2 separate regions of the Mus musculus genome follow, and region 1 is linked to region 2. A link is a loop called in an ENCODE intact Hi-C map of the cell type or tissue named here. Cell type or tissue: left cerebral cortex. All regions are shown on one strand. Each heading gives the region's core, and the rest is flanking DNA. Links, peaks and the distances in the headings are about the cores only. Region 1 holds the start of Mecomos (a long non-coding RNA gene). Region 2 overlaps Mecom (MDS1 and EVI1 complex locus).

Evidence for each region. Hi-C counts contacts between places; a loop is a spot of excess contacts. Peaks named below come from ENCODE experiments on the same cell type or tissue, not always from the same donor. Only the 100,000 strongest peaks of a DNase experiment are listed, where the experiment ranks them.
Region 1: it touches region 2 in a loop (2.1-fold over the local background); 3 of 42 quality-filtered maps call a loop at or near these places.

What each region holds. Positions count from the first base shown.
Region 1 is chr3:30,012,109-30,020,445 of GRCm38, forward strand. The region is part of intron 2 of Mecom (MDS1 and EVI1 complex locus); the gene reads right to left. It overlaps Mecomos (a long non-coding RNA gene), which reads left to right and starts at 7,832. Exons shown (of 3, transcript XR_003954597.1): 1 at 7,832-8,032. In left cerebral cortex, for the core only: a CTCF peak has its summit at 3,322; DNase peaks (open chromatin) are centred at 740, 1,032 and 3,339; H3K4me3 peaks cover 1,122 bases; H3K27ac peaks cover 858 bases.
Region 2 is chr3:30,216,158-30,224,494 of GRCm38, forward strand. The region is part of intron 2 of Mecom (MDS1 and EVI1 complex locus); the gene reads right to left. Among named protein-coding and RNA genes, the nearest start is that of Mecomos, 200 kb to the left of the region's middle. In left cerebral cortex, for the core only: no CTCF peak of the experiment used is centred there; a DNase peak (open chromatin) is centred at 3,498.

The DNA.
Region 1 (8,337 bases), core at 170-8,169, 200 kb before region 2:
TTCAAAAAAAAAAAAAAATAGAATAAATACCCAAACGAAAAGGGGGGAAAATCCCAGACTGTAAGCCAAAAGTCCGAATGTGACTTTCTCAAGGCAACACACGCAGTTGGCCAGTGAAGCTGTTACTTGGCAAGGTGAGACTCCACCGAAAGCCACTTCCAAAGTCGCTTGGCTGGTGCCAGGAATTCTGACTTTTGGCAACCCCACCTTCTGCGTCCCCGAACCTGACCGACTGAACGTAGGAGGGAGGGGAAGGAGGACGCGAGAGCCGAGAAGGCGGCAGCCAGCCGGGCTGACCCACCCGAGGCGGCGGAGTCCCAGCGACCAGGGACGCTCCGGGGGCACGGGGACCTCAGCGCAAACCCGGGACGCAGACGCTGTCCCCAGCGACACCCTGCCCACAGCCAAGACTTTTTAAAGTGAGTTCGCTTACCTTCCGATTTCTACGGCCTCAACTCAGCAATCAAAAGCAATCACAGCAGAATTAAACAAAAATAAGATCAGCAGCAGCCAGGTACTCGAGTTGGAAAATCTTTTCAAAGAACACCCGCTAACATTTCGAGATATTTTAAAAGAAAAAAAAATTTTTTTTTAAAATAAAAGCCTCGTGTCTCCACTTCCAAATGGGTGTCTGATAAGTTTGTCGTTCCCTGGGAGCTGATCGCCAGGACCACGCGTTTCGGATTTATTGTCCGCCAACAGTGTTTTAAGACCAGAATTGAGCCGGGTTTGGTGTATTTGGGTTTTTCCCCTCTTCCTAAATGAGCTCGCAGCTATTCCTTCTGGTCTCACTACCTCCCTCTTTCCTCACTTTCTCTTGCTCTTATCAGCCCGATGTGTAATGAAAGTTATCTGAAACCTACTAAAACTTCTCCCACTCCTCTGTCGCAGCTCCAGGGGCAAGACCCGCAGGAGGAAAGTGTGCGAAGGTAGGGGGCCTGCCAGGCCAGGACGGCCCCCCAGGTCCTCCCAGAGCCTTCTCGGGGCCAGACCCTCACCGGCTCGTCCCCTTTAGCCACTCCGCGCCCAGCCGCAGGGTTTCTATTTCATGAACTGTCTCTTTAAAGGGGATCTGCTCGGCCATCCAGAAAGAAACCGGGGCGAGGGAGAAAGGGAGCTATCTCCAGAGTGGTCGGAAGCCAGACGACGGGCTCCTCTTTCAGTAAATTTTTAAAGTGACAGCAGCCTCCTCTGGCGGGAGAGGTCACAAAAAGGTCGCCAAGACCCAAGTCCTATAGGGACAGACTGATTATAGATGCACCATCCCCAGAAACATGTAGATTTCTGCCGATAAACAACCAATGGGGAAATTTCTCCAGGCAGGATTTGTTTCCCCAGGGAAATCTCTTTGGTTTTGATGTCCTGAGCACAAGGGTGTGTGTGTGTGTGTGTGTGTGTGTGTGTGTGTGTGTGTGTGTGAGAGAGAGAGAGAGAGAGAGAGAGAGAGAGAGAGAGAGAGAGAGAGAGAGAGTCTGTGTTAGAGTTGGGTGGGGGATGGGAAAGATAGGGTGGAGAATTGCTTTCAGGGGTGTGAGGGTGCCTCCCCAGGCAGGCTGGTAGTTTGGAAGCTCTGAAGAGGGCCAGGGCAACTCTTAGGATAAAGAGATACTGGCTCGCATTAAAAGTCTCAAGACAGCAGCTTCAAAAGTGAAAACTAACACACATTTCCAGTTTCCAGTTAAGCATATTTTAAAATAAAATATAATTTAAGTTTCTACTTAAATTTATTCCTTTCCTTTTTATAGTTAGGTCCCCAGAAATGTGTACATTTTAAAAATACCCCTACACACACACACACACACACACACACACACACACACACACAAGAACAAATCTTAAAATCTAAAGCATTATTTTCATATCTCTCTCACAAATAGATTGTAGTAGATTGAGAATATTTTCTAAGTTATTCAAAAGGCCATGACTTCCCCAGAGTCAAGTTATGCAAGTGGTTGCTTTTAGTGATTCATATTTTATATATTAGATAACTTTATAATAAGTTTGGGCACTTTCTATCAATACAATGCAGAGATGACATTGGGTGAAAGAATTTGGATAGAGGATGGCAAAATATAAGAATCCATGTGTTTATTTGTAGATAAATTTGGAAAAAAAAATGTTAAACCCACCGCTTAATTGAGAATAAATGCTTTTGATGAGAAAACTCCATTTATAAAAGCAAATAGAAAGATACAGCTCACCTACCCACCAAGAGAAGACAGAAACACCTCCAGGACAACCACCCCCAACCCCCACTAGGCAAGAGAACTGCCTCTGAGCTAAATCGCCAGCCCTCAGATCCAATTTATTCTCAACTCAACAATGGAAAATTTAGTAAAATGCCTAGGTCTAGGAACAGGTACTTGGGAGGGGTGGAGCCAGCTCACAGGCTTAGAATGTGTGCTGACATTAAACTTTTATCTATGAATCAGGACTCACAGTACCACCCACATTTCTTTCTCTCCAAGGGCAAGTTAATGTGAAAATCCAGTAGATCTTTATTTTCCCCAAAATGCTGATCAAAAAACAAAAATAGTGTCAGAAGACAAGGAAGCAGGTGACAGTAAATGACTAGAGGTGGTGACTAATTCATTTTGGTGGCCTGTTATCTATGACACTGAACTGTTATTTCAGATAATGGCCATTGTTTGGCGGGGGGGGGGGGGGGGGGGAGGGAGATCTCACAGCAGTAGTAGGTAAGACAGGGGAAAAATCCTTTGTAAATAACCTAAGCATTGAGATATTCCCATAGAGCCCTGCCTGAGAATCATGAGGAGTCTGGGCTTCCCTGCATTGATCTTAGGCCCTTCCTCAACTTGCCCATTGTTGAAGTGCTCTTTTTCTTTTACTTTTTTTTTTTTTTTTAATTTAGCCATAAATTGGAATAGCTGGAGCTATGAGCTGTTCTATTTTCTTCCTGTCAGGATGAGAGATTTGTTTTATGATGCATTGTGTATTAAATACAAGTAATCTGGGGAACTGAGTGCTTCAGACACTTCAGCTTGATCAGGGGGTCTGGGTGCTCAGTGCCCCAAACCATTCCAAGCCCCTACTTCACCCCACCCTGGCCTTGCAGCACCCACTGCCTAACCTTTTTCAAAGCTTCTCAGAAAAGCAGGAAAGGTTGGTGGCGACACAAAGGTCCTGGGAAATCAGTGACAGGTCCTAACTAAATTCACATTTCAGGGAAAAAAAAAAAAAAACCTTTGAGGTTTTTGTTGTTGTTGTTTGTTTTGTTTTGTTTTCTCCCCACTTACATTAGCTTCTGGTGTGGGAGGCGGAGCGACGGGTCTAGATGGTATTCTTGCAGGTACGGCTGGAGGCCGTTAGGTGGCGATGTATCCCGAAATAAAGTACAGTGCCTGCAGCCTCAACGACCTAGGTGAACCCACCAGGATCTGACAGCCTGGTTGCAGCCTCCAGGTCTCACAGACACAGACCCTGGGAAACTGCCTGAGTGGAGGATGCTCCTACCTCTGAATTTCCTTAATTTCCTCCCTGAGACCTTGAGAGATGTGTCTAAAGACAGCGAGGATCCATTCTAACATTACCGCTATCCGTTTAATATGTGTCTCTTATTAAATAGTATCAATATTGGTGCTGTGATTCTCACTCTTGTACAACAGATAAACTGCAGGAAAGATTACACGGCATTATCACAAGCATCTATCTGGGCGAAGAAAGTCTAACAGCAGCTTCCTGGTCCCCACTCCCCTCACCTCCTCCCAACACCGTCTTCTTTTGCATATGAGGCAGGAACTTCACATGATGACAGCCATCCTGCTTTGTCTTAACATAACTTGAAATTTAGAGAAAAAGTCCCACAATCTCACAATAAGTGATAGAGCGCTCCTCCCTGCCTCTCTCCAATAGTAACCCATTAGGAGATCTACCCCATCCGAAGAAAAACAGGCTCAAACAAGGGTAGAGGGCAGAGTTTTGCAAGGAGTGTGCTTTGCTTCCCTGTAAGCTTGCTTCCCGTTAGTTAGGAGCCTTCTAAAACAATAAATAAATACAAGGAGCCAAATCCACCAACTCCCTTTACTCCTTGGATTTCTAGAGAAATCTGTTTACAGTAGTTACCAGCTACAAATTAAGCCACTGCAAAGCTGCTTTCTGCTCCACAGTGATCAGGAATACGCCTGTTCTGCAGAGTTTAGCACCGCCCTTGCAATAGACTATTACAAATAATGGTTTTACCTTAATCTCGAACCAGCTTTAGTTTGCAAGCCCGGATCAGGAAAGTTGATCTAACTACCAGGGTAGTGGAAGGCAGGAGGCGGCTTTAAGCAATGTATGGCTTTGAGAATGCATGCAACAGAGTAGCGATCAGATTTTTACAGAGTAGCGATCAGATTTTTTTTTCTTAAATAATCATACTTTTAAACCGCTTTTCAGTACTAGCCATGGCACGCTTCTTTTCTTTATTGCTCTTAATTGTTGTTTACCAAGAAGACAACATTGGGAAATTCTCAGTTTGAGCAGAGTGGGTAGATTTTCTAGGAGTCACACACTGGTTGATGGCCAGGCTGGGGTGGGAGGGGTTAATGCATTTTCTTCCAGGTTTGAAATGGGTATAAACCCTCCGCAATCCTTTCCCTTCCTCCCTAGGCTGCAAGGACTGCAGAATCTTTAAAAGGCCCAAAGATTTCCAATAAGGCCATGGGTTCTGCCTTCATGGTATAACTGTTTATTTAAAATAAGTCAATATATTAGTTAAAGCGGTAATAAGTCAGCGCCCCAGTATCCAAGTGATTCCCACAGGACTGTAAACCGATGCCTCTTTTAAGCCTTAAACTTCAGGGTTGTCCCAGAAGCAAGAGTCCAGCTAATGGAGGCCCTATGGGCATGGTACATGCCAGCACATCATTAAAAGAAAGAAAAGCAGTCCACAGAAAGCCAGATGAAATGACTGCACTGTCCACTTTTAATGGCTTCCTGTGGACAAACGGCCCTGTAACACTCTGCAGAGGACGGTATTTAAAAACAAGACAACTTGCTGGCAGTTTTCAATACCATAAAGTTAATAAAGTAGGCTCCCATTCACCCTGACATTATGTTTTGAGTTTATAGAGGAAGGCCCTTTATAACCTCAGCCTAAGTATAGTCTTTTTAATTCTGCAGCTCTGGGTTCTTGGGGTGGCTAAGCAGCCATTGAACTCCAAGTCTGACTTTTTTTTTTCTTCTAACACCAAGCAAATGTATGGGTTTGTTTTTTGTTTTTTGTTTTTTTTTGGGGGGGGGGGCATCTCATATGCAGTCTCTCCTTCACAGACTATCTGTGAAATCCTGCTTCATACCGTTCATACAGTTGGGAAGCATGAAATAATTTGAGAAATTGACATTTGGCTGAACAATAACTGCTTGCTAATTAAATTAGCTTTGTGTATAGATATTGATGTGTGTTTAAAAAGAAAATCAATGCTTTCTCTCCACGGCACAGTGGCAATGTGGGAAGTGGTCAGACTTTCACCTAAGCTTAAGTGAGACACAGGTAAGAAAATTTCAGTATTATTTTGGGACTCAAGAGATGTGTCGCTGATTCCTCTACAATTGCTACCCCATTTTCCTTCCCTCCGACTCCTCCAAATTCTTACCACCTATCAGATCTTTTAAATCTTTTTGTTCCATGAAATTTGAATAAAATTCAATGCACAGGTGCAGAAACTAGATCAGAAAGCCAAGGGAGCCGATGTGACGAATGTTCCATTTGACTTTAATTATTTATGCTGCTTTATCAGGGAAGTATGTCACAAACTTGAACTTGAATTCTGGGATACTGGTAGGCAGACTTGCAGTCTGCCCAGCCAAACACCAAGCTATAGGCACAAAGGGACTGCACCCCCAGAGCATCCTGTCAGCATGGCTCTCCAGAGAGATCCTGGGTCATTTCTGAGGGACTCTCTGCCTTTCTTCCTTTGTATTTATTTATTTTTCCTTTTCTTAAGTTGACCAATACGGTGCTGCAGAAAGGAAGAAAGAAAAGAAAGGGAAAAAAGAGAAAAGAAAAGGAGAGAGAAAAAAAGAAAAGACAGACAGACAGAAAGGAAATTAAAGGTTTAAAAAAAAAAAAGGTAAATAAAAAATTTCCCCTGGTCTGGAAACAGGCTCCACTGAAGCCATGTTAATCTCCGCCTCAGTAATTTGGTTCTCCAGGAGAAGACAGAAGCCCTGCTGCTGTGCCCTGCACTTCATAAATCACATCTTTATGTGGACAAGGTCAGGGCACCTAACAGCTCAGACATGGGCCTTTGCAGTGGCTCGAGGATTCGGGCGTGTTTACTCTCCCGCTCGGCTCTCGGAGGAGTCATCCAGCACGCTTCTAATTACTTTTGATTATTTTCATTTGCCGGGGTCAGTCTGGCTTGGCAGGACTGCAGGAGGGTTGACTTCCTACACATCTTGATGTCTTTGTAGGACAGCACTGTGCACATTCGGAAGGAGCGCCACGTTATTGTCCCTACAGTGTGAAGTCCTCCATAAGTCCATGATGCAAAGTTACCCCGAAGGCGCCTACTACCTTTAATTAACCACATAGCCACAATCCCTATCTGATTGCTTTTACCGATACAGCACCCAACTTTAACACCTGAGTATTTTTTAGGATGTCTGGAAAGAATGAAATCAATTTCTCTGCTTCGATTTTTAAACATATTTAGTAATGAATAGCAACTATTCTGAAACTAAGATGAAATACTTTGCTGAAACAACAGCTCAAGTGAATAAATTATTGTTCTCAAAGATTTATTTCCCAAACTTCAACTACAGCTGCCATATTTAAAATATTTTCCTTGGCTATTTTGATCTATTTCCTGAGCCATTATGCTGAGTGGCTGAAGTATCACAACAAAAAGGCTTCTTTTAAAGTTTCAGTGAACACCGTATGATAAATAAGCAGCTTAATAAAACACAGCAAAGTGGGAGGGGAGCACAGAATAGCATTCTTTTTCTCTTATCTGACTGTCTGATGCTTTCGATGTGAACACATTCAAAAGGAAAAAAAGAGACAAGCCAATATATACTCACAAGTCTAAGAAACAAAGAGTCACAAAACGCACAACGTACACCTGTGCCAATAGGATAAAGGGCATCTTTTATACCACTGAGGGCATTTTATAACTATCTTCAGTTTCTAGAGAAAACTAACCATGGTCATTCTCAAAATGCCAAATCTTCTCTTATGTCTATGCTGGAGCAGAACTAAGGCAGTTAATGTGTTTGGAACTCACCTCAACTCTGTACGAATTGCTTTTTTCTTTTTCATTATTTTATTCATTTTAATTAATTCAGCCTTTTCAAGACAGTGTTTAGCACAGTGTGCAATAACTCCAGGGTCGAAGTCCTCCCCAGGGTTTTAGAAACTTACTCAAAAGTGCTTTCAGCCTTCTAATCTGTGGAGAGAGTGAGTTGGAAGGCATGCACGCCTCGCCTCCACTCCTCTTGTGTACCTTTGGGTAAGTCACTTAACCTTTGAGTTGATTTCCATGCAAGTTTCATAATATCAGCATAATGAGAGTGTTGGGAAAATCCATTGGGTAATGTAAGCGTGAGGTGCTCTGACTCCGTGGGAACAGGTCAAAATAAGTAAGTTGCAATGTGTCTGTATACCAGACTCAAGTAAACACCCACGTATGCACAACACGGAAGCTAGTCCCGCCTGCAAGTGTGACTGTACTTTTTTAATCCTTTGTTCTGCTCCAACGTCAGTTGCCCTAATTCTTATCTTGACTTTGGGAGAGGAGAATTTTAACAATTCGTTTGGGTTTTTTTTGTTTCTCTCTCTCCTCGCTCTCTTGCTCTCTCTCTCTTTCTCTCTCTTTCACTCTCTCTCTCTCTCTCTCTCTCTCTCTCTCTCTCTCTCTCTCTCTCTCTCGCTCTCTCGCTCTCTCGCTCTCGCTCTGCTTCCCTGGAAGATGTCTGTCCATGTCTGGCATGCACCTGAGCTTCTCCATTCCCATTTACTGTGTCCTCTGCTAATCAGGCTAATCAGCAAGAGAGCCTTATAAACAAAGGTGAACAGGGACCCAAAGAGGTAAGCTCGAACAGGAGCGCGCATGCGTGCTCGCCCACACATCACACCCGCCCCTCAGGTCAGAAAAGGCATGCCTTACTTACAATGTCCTCTGGTAAACTTCACATGCCAGAAAAACGAGAATTAGGTAGGTATAATTTACCCCTTGTTGCCTAGGGTCTAAGCTGAAACAAGTACTAAAGAGGTATTTGCTGACCAGACGCGTGCTTGGTCTTAGTGAGCCTAAACTTGGATGCCTGGGACCATCCATCTGAATGACTGTAATGATCTGGTCACAGATCTTCAGCTTCTGCACACCCTTGACT
Region 2 (8,337 bases), core at 30-8,029:
CGACTTATAAAATGGGTAGGGATCATTTTTTCTCTCTGGTAATATTAAAATATCATCCAATACAAGAATGCATAGTGATGTTTGCCCCTCCTCTTTTCAGAGTATTTCCATCTCAGACAATCCCTAGAACCTGACACCTTGCAAGCTCCTGCAGGTAACAGGCTGTTGCAGATCTGCTCTTCTTTGCCTTAATAAGGCCAGTGACCTTTCAGGCTCAGCTCTTCTTCATTTCCTTTCCTATCATTAGTCTGAAATGGCATAAACTACCTCTCAATTTTCCTCATCCCCTCAAGGCCCCACCTCTTTAGTCCAAATTCACCTAATTAGGAACCTAATTTCCTTTTTTCCCCAGATGGGCAGACTGATAATGGGGAGAAGCTATTCATCTCTGCATCACAGAAAATCGTGTCAATGCCCTCTAGTTTGGCAATGACAAGCATGTGTTCCAAAAGTTGGCTGTTCTTCTCTTCTGGAGGCCAAGTTTCTTTATGAAGTAGGTTTTTCTAACCTTAGAACTTAATCAATTTGGTCGTTATTTGCTAGCTAAAAGCACAGCAAGGCAAAGAATTCAAATCTGAAACATCTCTACATCTCCTTTGTCATTCATTTTGCATAGTTGGTTACTGAAATTTAAAACAGTTAGAACTCTCACATGCACACCCCTGCCATAAGCTTGATAAGACTTTAGTTCTAGCAGGAGATGAATGGATGAATTCAAAGCTTTATCTCAGGAGGTTAGAGTAACTCTTCCTTGAACCTGGCCATCCTTACCAACCAACCTTACACAATTTGTTTTACCAACAATGACAGACATAGGAGTCACCTGTGACTCTGAGTAATCACCTAGATTTTCCATGACATTATCTCCTTGACTCTATCACCCTTTAACTGTGGAGTTCCTAATTTAACAATGCAAAGAACACATATAAAAATACTTCCTACTAAGTCCTAGTGCGGAATTCCTAGAAGTTAGTAGGAGAAGAGAGGCCACACCCAGCTTTTACTCCGCCCCTCATGGGGAAACTTGGAATGTCTCATTTTTGTGTTCACTCATTTCCTTTCCTTCTCGCTGGTAATAATACGATCATCAGCACCATTACGAAACTTGGAGGGGACAATGAGGGTTAAAGCAGGGACCAGACAGCTCTATGCTCTCCATACAGGCCAATCTCATACCTTCCTGCCAGGACACTAGGACAAATCATGGCACGGATGCTTTTCTTATACTAGATACACTTTCTCAGCACAGAAGAACATAGTGGAATAAATAAGGAGAGGGAGGATAACTCTATCTAAAAGGTTCCTCTTTGAAGTGGATGGCCCCACTCCTCTCTGCTTTACGGTGACCAGTTGAGTGGAAAAGGGGGCTAGCCCTTTGCTGTCTGATCCAAAACTGTGCTAACATACCTGAGACCTCTTCCCCTGGGGCATTGGAAGGTTGTTCTGTCAATTATAGTTTATTTTAAAACTATTAAAATGTAATATTATAAAGCTAGAAATTTCTAAACAAGTTAGTGAAATGTTGTTGGTTTTTTTCCCTGAAGTGAGTGAGCCTAAATACGCCCAAAGCATTTGGCTATTATAGAAGGCAGCTAATGATAAAACCATGCCAAATTCAGTTACCTAGAAGGGTATATAGAACAAAGCACTTGTCAACAAAATTAAATAAGTTCCCCATCGTTTCAGAAAAAGTAACACTGAAAATATTTTTGTATGAAAGTATAATTGCTTAGGTCAGAAAAATCACTAATACTTAACAAAAAATTAAAATAGAGAATATGGTGCAGTTAAGACAAGGAATTTAAGCTGTAAATATCTCAGAGGGCCACATCAGGATCTCTCCATGTGAGGATGAAAGAGACTGCTCTTACAGCTTGCCATGTTTCTCTTTCACCTACTGATATTACTCTCTCCGAGTTCTAAATAAACAAATAAAAGGTCACCTTGGGAGACTTGGTGGAGGCAGCAGTGTTAGACAAGAGGGGATCTAGGCACAGCATGGGATGGACCAGGAAGAGGAAGAACAAAAGAACTAAACTGGAAGAGTGTACTCTGCACAGAGACACTAACCTAACTCCCTGTATCTGTACAAACCAACGACTGTGCCTGCATTCAACTTCAAATATCACAGTACAAGCTCTGCAATCTGAAGCTAAGCAAGTTTGACTCTATCTCAATGTGCCTATAAAACTTGTCCTTGGGTTATTCAAAGTATAATCAGCTCTCCTAATTGTTTTTGCTAATATGAGAGTAGTACTTTTCTTCTGATACACTAGACAAACACTAGATTTCATAAGTAAGTGAAAGATGATTGGCTTAGCCCCTTCATAGCTCATTTGCAGAGCTTAAAAGCAGTTGTCACGTCTTTCTACTTTAAAACCTGCTTAAAGCTATTCCATAAAGTCCAGAGTTTTCCATTACACCTGGAATTAACCCCAATGTAAATCAAAATAAAAAGTTAAAATGACTATCAGGCACAAGTAAACGGATATTATGGAATTTTTAATCCTAATGTAAGAAAGGTTGGATCCAGTAACTAAGCTCCTGTCTCCAGCATGTTTTAGATACTGGAGCAGACAATAGCTCTAGGAAGGTTTGCAGTCTACGCTACACTATTCAAGGATGCATGAATCCCAAGTTTCCTCTCCTGCCCAGGGTTACTTTTCTCTGTATTCCAAACAACTGATCACTAGTCACCTTCCAAAATCGTCATACATTCCTCAGTGTTCATAAAGTTTAACTTATTAGTTCGCAATACTCCCATTTCTATGTATTAAGCAACTTTCACAGGACATGAAAGAACATATTTTCCTAAACTGGCAGTTTGGGGTTTTCTTTTCCTTGTTGTTGTTTGATTGGGTCATATTAGCCTACATTAATTGTAGCTTAAGGTTTAACTCCTAGCTTGAAAATACAAAATTGCTTCTACCCCTCGGAAATGTGTGCACATTTTAGATGTATCCATGTTTTATGGATAATCGCAGAAAAGCGCAAACATGTAAGGAGCAGGGAATACAGCTGGAGCCTCTAACCTCGGGCTGAGAGAGGAACACGTGAACACAAGTTGTATGTGTTTGCCCAGCTTCTGTGCGTCGACACCCCCCCCCCCCAGCTGGGACTTCAGCTTTAGGTCATTCTGCAAACAAGCCCCAGGAGACACACAATTACACTCCCCTGGAGACTGACCCCTTAGAGTGCCCACCTGTAGCAAACACAGATAGCATCCCTGCGCAATGAATTAGCACGCTAAGCTGATTAGAGCAGCCCGGCACAACTCTATTTTATTGACACAATGAAGAGAGGAGAGAAAGGGGGCTGAAATGAGAAAATCATTTCCATGCTGACTGAATTAAAAGAACAAAAGAGTTCCTTGCCATTGCAGCATTCAATTTGTAGGGGAAAAAGGAAGCCACTTAATGGCTTACAATGGATCTGAGCAGACAGATGAAATCTAAAACTTGGGCGCAAGTGCGATTAGCGGCGAAACAGATTCTAAATCATTTCCTCCGTATGCAGAATTCCAGTTGGTTGTTTAGCTCTGCGTTCCACAGAAACGCCTGGCTAGATGTTATCTTCGAAATGCCGCCACTTTTTCATTTTTCAAAATCGCAGGATGATTTCTCATTGTGTGACAGTCTCCGGTGACTCGTGAGACAAAACGTGCTGTCAACTGAGTTCCCCTATCACCGTTAGTTTCCAAAAGCTTGGCCTGGCAGTGGTAGATTGGGGGGGGGGGGGGCGGTGTTTGACAGAAATCTATCATCAAATGATCTTTAATGCAAAATTAACATTTTACATACAACAGCAGAACTTCGGAGCATAGAGGGAGAGACACAGCTCTCGCTGAAAGGAAAACAGGGACACATTAGTGCAGTCCCATGCCCCTTTGCTTTAAAAGACACCATTGGCATCGTTAAAAGCACAACAGCAAAGGCAGAATTTTTTAAAATTATACTCCTTTTCTAATTTTTCTCTGCTCATTGCTGGCTTATGCACGTGCTCTGACTTTGAGGTTCTTGACTTAAATCTGGAAGTAACGGAAAAATAAAATAATCGCTGCTTAAGTAAGTAGTCTTTACATACGAATACATGATCAATGCATGATTAATACATGAGCAGACTGAAGAATCTCTAATTTTCTTGTCCTGCTTTCAAAAAAAAATCTAATTTTAGAAGAAAAACTTAAATGTCCAACCCATATTTGAGAAACAGTCTCATAGACTGATGGAATGTTGCCTTCAGTGGGGCCAGGAGGAAACTTTAGCTCTCACTCAAAAAAAAAAAAAAAAAAAAAAAAAAAGTGTAGAAACGGGAGTTCTTAGTTCTTGATTACTGGAAACTCACATGTTCATTTTTCTTGCCTGTTTTTAAGAAAGGGGTTTTTGTTTAAAGTGGCCCCTCAGACTTTTAACCTTTCCTCTTGGCTCCTGATTTAAGCAAGGGGAATTCACTCTCTTCTTGAAATGCCCTTTGCTAGGCATTGAGGTACAATGTAAATTAAACAAAAATTATGCAACTCATTAAAAACACTGCAGTGAGCTACTTTGGAATTGGATGCCCGAGATGCATGGCCGCTAATGTGTTAAGTCTAATTTCCCAGAGAAAAGGGCTCAAAGTCGAAGAGATGACAATTTACAAGCAACCTGGTTCATAGCTGCGTTTGCTCCATTAAACGAGAGAAGAGGGTTGTTGGTTGTTGTTTTATTTTGCTTTTTACATATAAAGAGAAGCTGGGAGGCTTGTGGGTAATTTTGCAAAACCAACTCAGTCTAACCCCGCTGATAGCTTGTCACATCTCACTGACTGACTGTCTGGGGTACCGCGATAACATCTGCGTTCACTCAGTATGAGAGCTGAACATAAGACAAAAAGTAGGCCCTGCCACGGACGGCTCCATCAGTCTGTCAGTTCTGACATGACATCTGAATTTTTTGAATCACTAAACACTTTTGAGACTCTGGTACTTATTATCTTTTCTTCGTTTCTATACATCGCTTGGAGATGCCGGAAGATTTGAAATCTGTGAGCAAGGTAGTGGCCGTCCCAGGCTTTTGTTGCCTAATCCATTGGCCCTCATTCACGCTCACTGTTAATCTCTTAAGACATTATAAAACTGTTAGACAAAGAAATGTGAATACCACTGGTTCTTTTGAGAATGGGAGGAAACCAAAGAAAATCGGGGCCATGCTAGGCCATTCTTTTCACTATGAAAACGGTAAGTTAAACCTGTTGCACGGAATTATCTATAATTCCCCACACTAGGGCAAATGTTTTTGAAGAATGAGCAAGAGTAATGTCTCGTAGAAAGAGAAAAATGATCATAGGATTTTTTTTTAAATCTGCCAAATTTAATATCAAGTAGATGCTGAGACCTGGTTGCTAAATTTCTCAGTTTTTATCCATTGTGCTATGAAACCTGGTGCAAGGTTGAAATTTTTTTGTAAAAATCTCATAAAAAAACAAACAACAAACCCTTTACCAATACCCGCTAGTACTCAGTAAATAGCTGAGTTTTTCCACTCTATTGGGAGTAGTGGGATCCCAGTGAACTACATTGGAATAGCCTTGAAGTGTGGCTGCATTCATTAAAACTACAGATCACAGGCTTTCAGAACAAATTTTGTCTTCAAAACTAGAAGACTTTACAACATTTTCTTTCTATAAAGTTCAATATAAGTGGATCTTCAGAGCTAACGGGAACAGTTACAGGAAACGCCTATAAAGCCAGCACTGCCTTGTTAGTGGCGGCCACAGCAATTCCGGGCATTAAGTGTTTTTCTCCAAGTAACCAAGAGATGGGGGAGAGTGAAAAGACTATTAATTTAAGAGGCGAGTTTCTTCTGGATGTAAGATGCCTCCTCCCTTCTTTATCAGCACATGGTGAACAGCTGTGAGTCACTTCACACAGAGACAATCGCCCTATAAGTGACTCACCACAGGTGTGCTCCACACCTGTGTCCTCAGAATGAGTAACTGTCCCTCAGATGGTCAAGCCCTGTGAATAATTATTCTTCAGGAAGGTGACAAACACCTTAGGTGGACAGGCAATTAACTTAACCAAAACCCATCAGGTGAGGGGAGTTATTGGTTGACTTCTATAGTTAACTAAGAATAAGTAATGATCAGAAGAAAACTGGAAGGAGAAAGAGAGAGAGAAGGAAAGGGGCTACAGCTATCACATGTATATCCTCTAGGTCCTAAGAGCAAACAGGGTTCAGGTGACACACTTGTGGATCTTATATAGTAATTAACAAGAGGCAAAACAAGAGTGATTTGGGGACCATATGCTTGCTTTTATACTTTCTCAGTCTCGTATGAAGCCCTAACTACAAGACAATTGTCCAAACAAACAAAATATGTCCAATTCGAGAGGCCGGCAGAGGCATCCACACACCCCCACCTCCCGAGGGTTTGCTTCACAGACCCCTTCCCTGGGCATCCCCTCATCCTGTCACTTTCTCAAGGGCTTTGATGTGATGTCATTTGTTTGGTGTTTAGTCTGTGCCTAAAATGTCAGCTGTTTATTATTTTTACATTTCAGCACTAACGCAGTGGCACTTCAGAATAAAGGGCAGGGTTTCTGACACATCTCAATGACCAAAGGACTTACATTAAATAGAGGTTTCCAGTCTCCCTGAAAATACACTCCCTCATTTTTTAAAAACATAGACAGACTAGTTTTCATTACCACATAATTTTCTCCTGACATTTGTGTAATATACCTGAGTGGCCCTGTGTAAAGAACCAGCATATTACTTCAAGGAGACTGCGCCTCATCTAGAACTATGGAAAACCGCTTTTCCTTTATAGAGTAGAGAAAAAACCAACAATGTAGGAGCAGTAGGATGAGGAAACAAGATTATCCAAAACCAGGCTCCATCCTGCCTAGCTCACAAGCTAGGCAGCCTCACAGGAAGGACAAACTTAGTGTGGGAACTAAAGAGAATCAATAATACCTAGTTCATGAATAAGTAAACACAGATACATTTTTTCTGTAAGAATACATATACATACACACATACACACATACACACACACACACACACACACACACACACACACACACGGCAAGCGGCTTTCAGAACGATCACAGACAAATCTACTTGGACAGATGTCTTGAGCTGGGCAACTCCCTGCTTATTTTTAACCTCTACCAGCTTTCTGATGAATTTTAACAACCTACCTTGGTGGGTTTTTTTCCAAATAAACCTAGCTAATCCTATAGCCGAACCCACCTGTGTTAATTCTTGTCTACCTGCCTTCAGTTTTAAAAGGAGTCATGTTCATCTACATACCTAGCACATCACAGCGCTGAATCCTACCATTCTTGACTTTAAAGTTCTAATATTTCAAGCACCACTGTGCCTGAACAGAGAACCATGGAATCCACTGAAACTGAAAAGGAGCTCCTGTTGGCCCATACTCCTTCTAAGTGTCTAGGTGTACTGCGACTGCTCTGGGGTACATGGCTGGACAAATCATGGACAGCTATTCTCCAGTTGTGCTATCAATTACAACTTACCTCTAAATCAGATTCAAGGAAAACTGATGGAGCCCAAAATCAAGTCAACAGCACAGCCATGTCTCCAGCAGTCAGCTGAGGTCCTCGAGAGAGGTGCCAGCACCCAGGAGCTGACTTTACCATATAGCTAGCTGCATGTGTCCCTTCATAGTGTCCTTAACAAGGCAGTGGCTAGGAACTCCTGCAACTTGGATTACTATAATTCAATATTTCATCAAGCACTTGGATTATTCTTTAACCTGAAGCATCTACACACAAGCCCAACTACTCCTCAACTGTTATATTCCGGACAGTATTTTTATAGAATTAATGTCTTCAAATAGGAAACCTCAGGCTTTGGAAGGTACACACAAAGAGAGCGTCTCTAGAAAATATTTCCATACCTGGATTTCTCAACATTGATGCCTTTTCTAACATCTCAAATTTCAATTAAGTATTACAAAATCCTTGTTATTCTCAGTGGAAACCCCACCCCACCCCTGCATACAAGAACTCTTGGGATAGTACAGAATGTATAAAGAATCATAAAATGTAGCAAGAATTTTTGCAACAAACTAGTCCTGTAGATGTTACAGATGAAGTAGACATTAACCCAGAGTTCCCATGGCTACGGGAACTGAATGATAGGGCTAACTGCATTCCCATGGAGTAGGGGCCTTCCATATGGGTGCTGGCTCTTCTCGCTCTTCCTTTGAGAAGTTTCTCTCCATACTCAGGGAAACTCAACTTTGAGCTTTAGGCTACTGTTCCACCCACCTATAAATCCTCAACTTTATTATCCAAAGTCTCCCACTGCGACCTGATAGGAGTTGGAG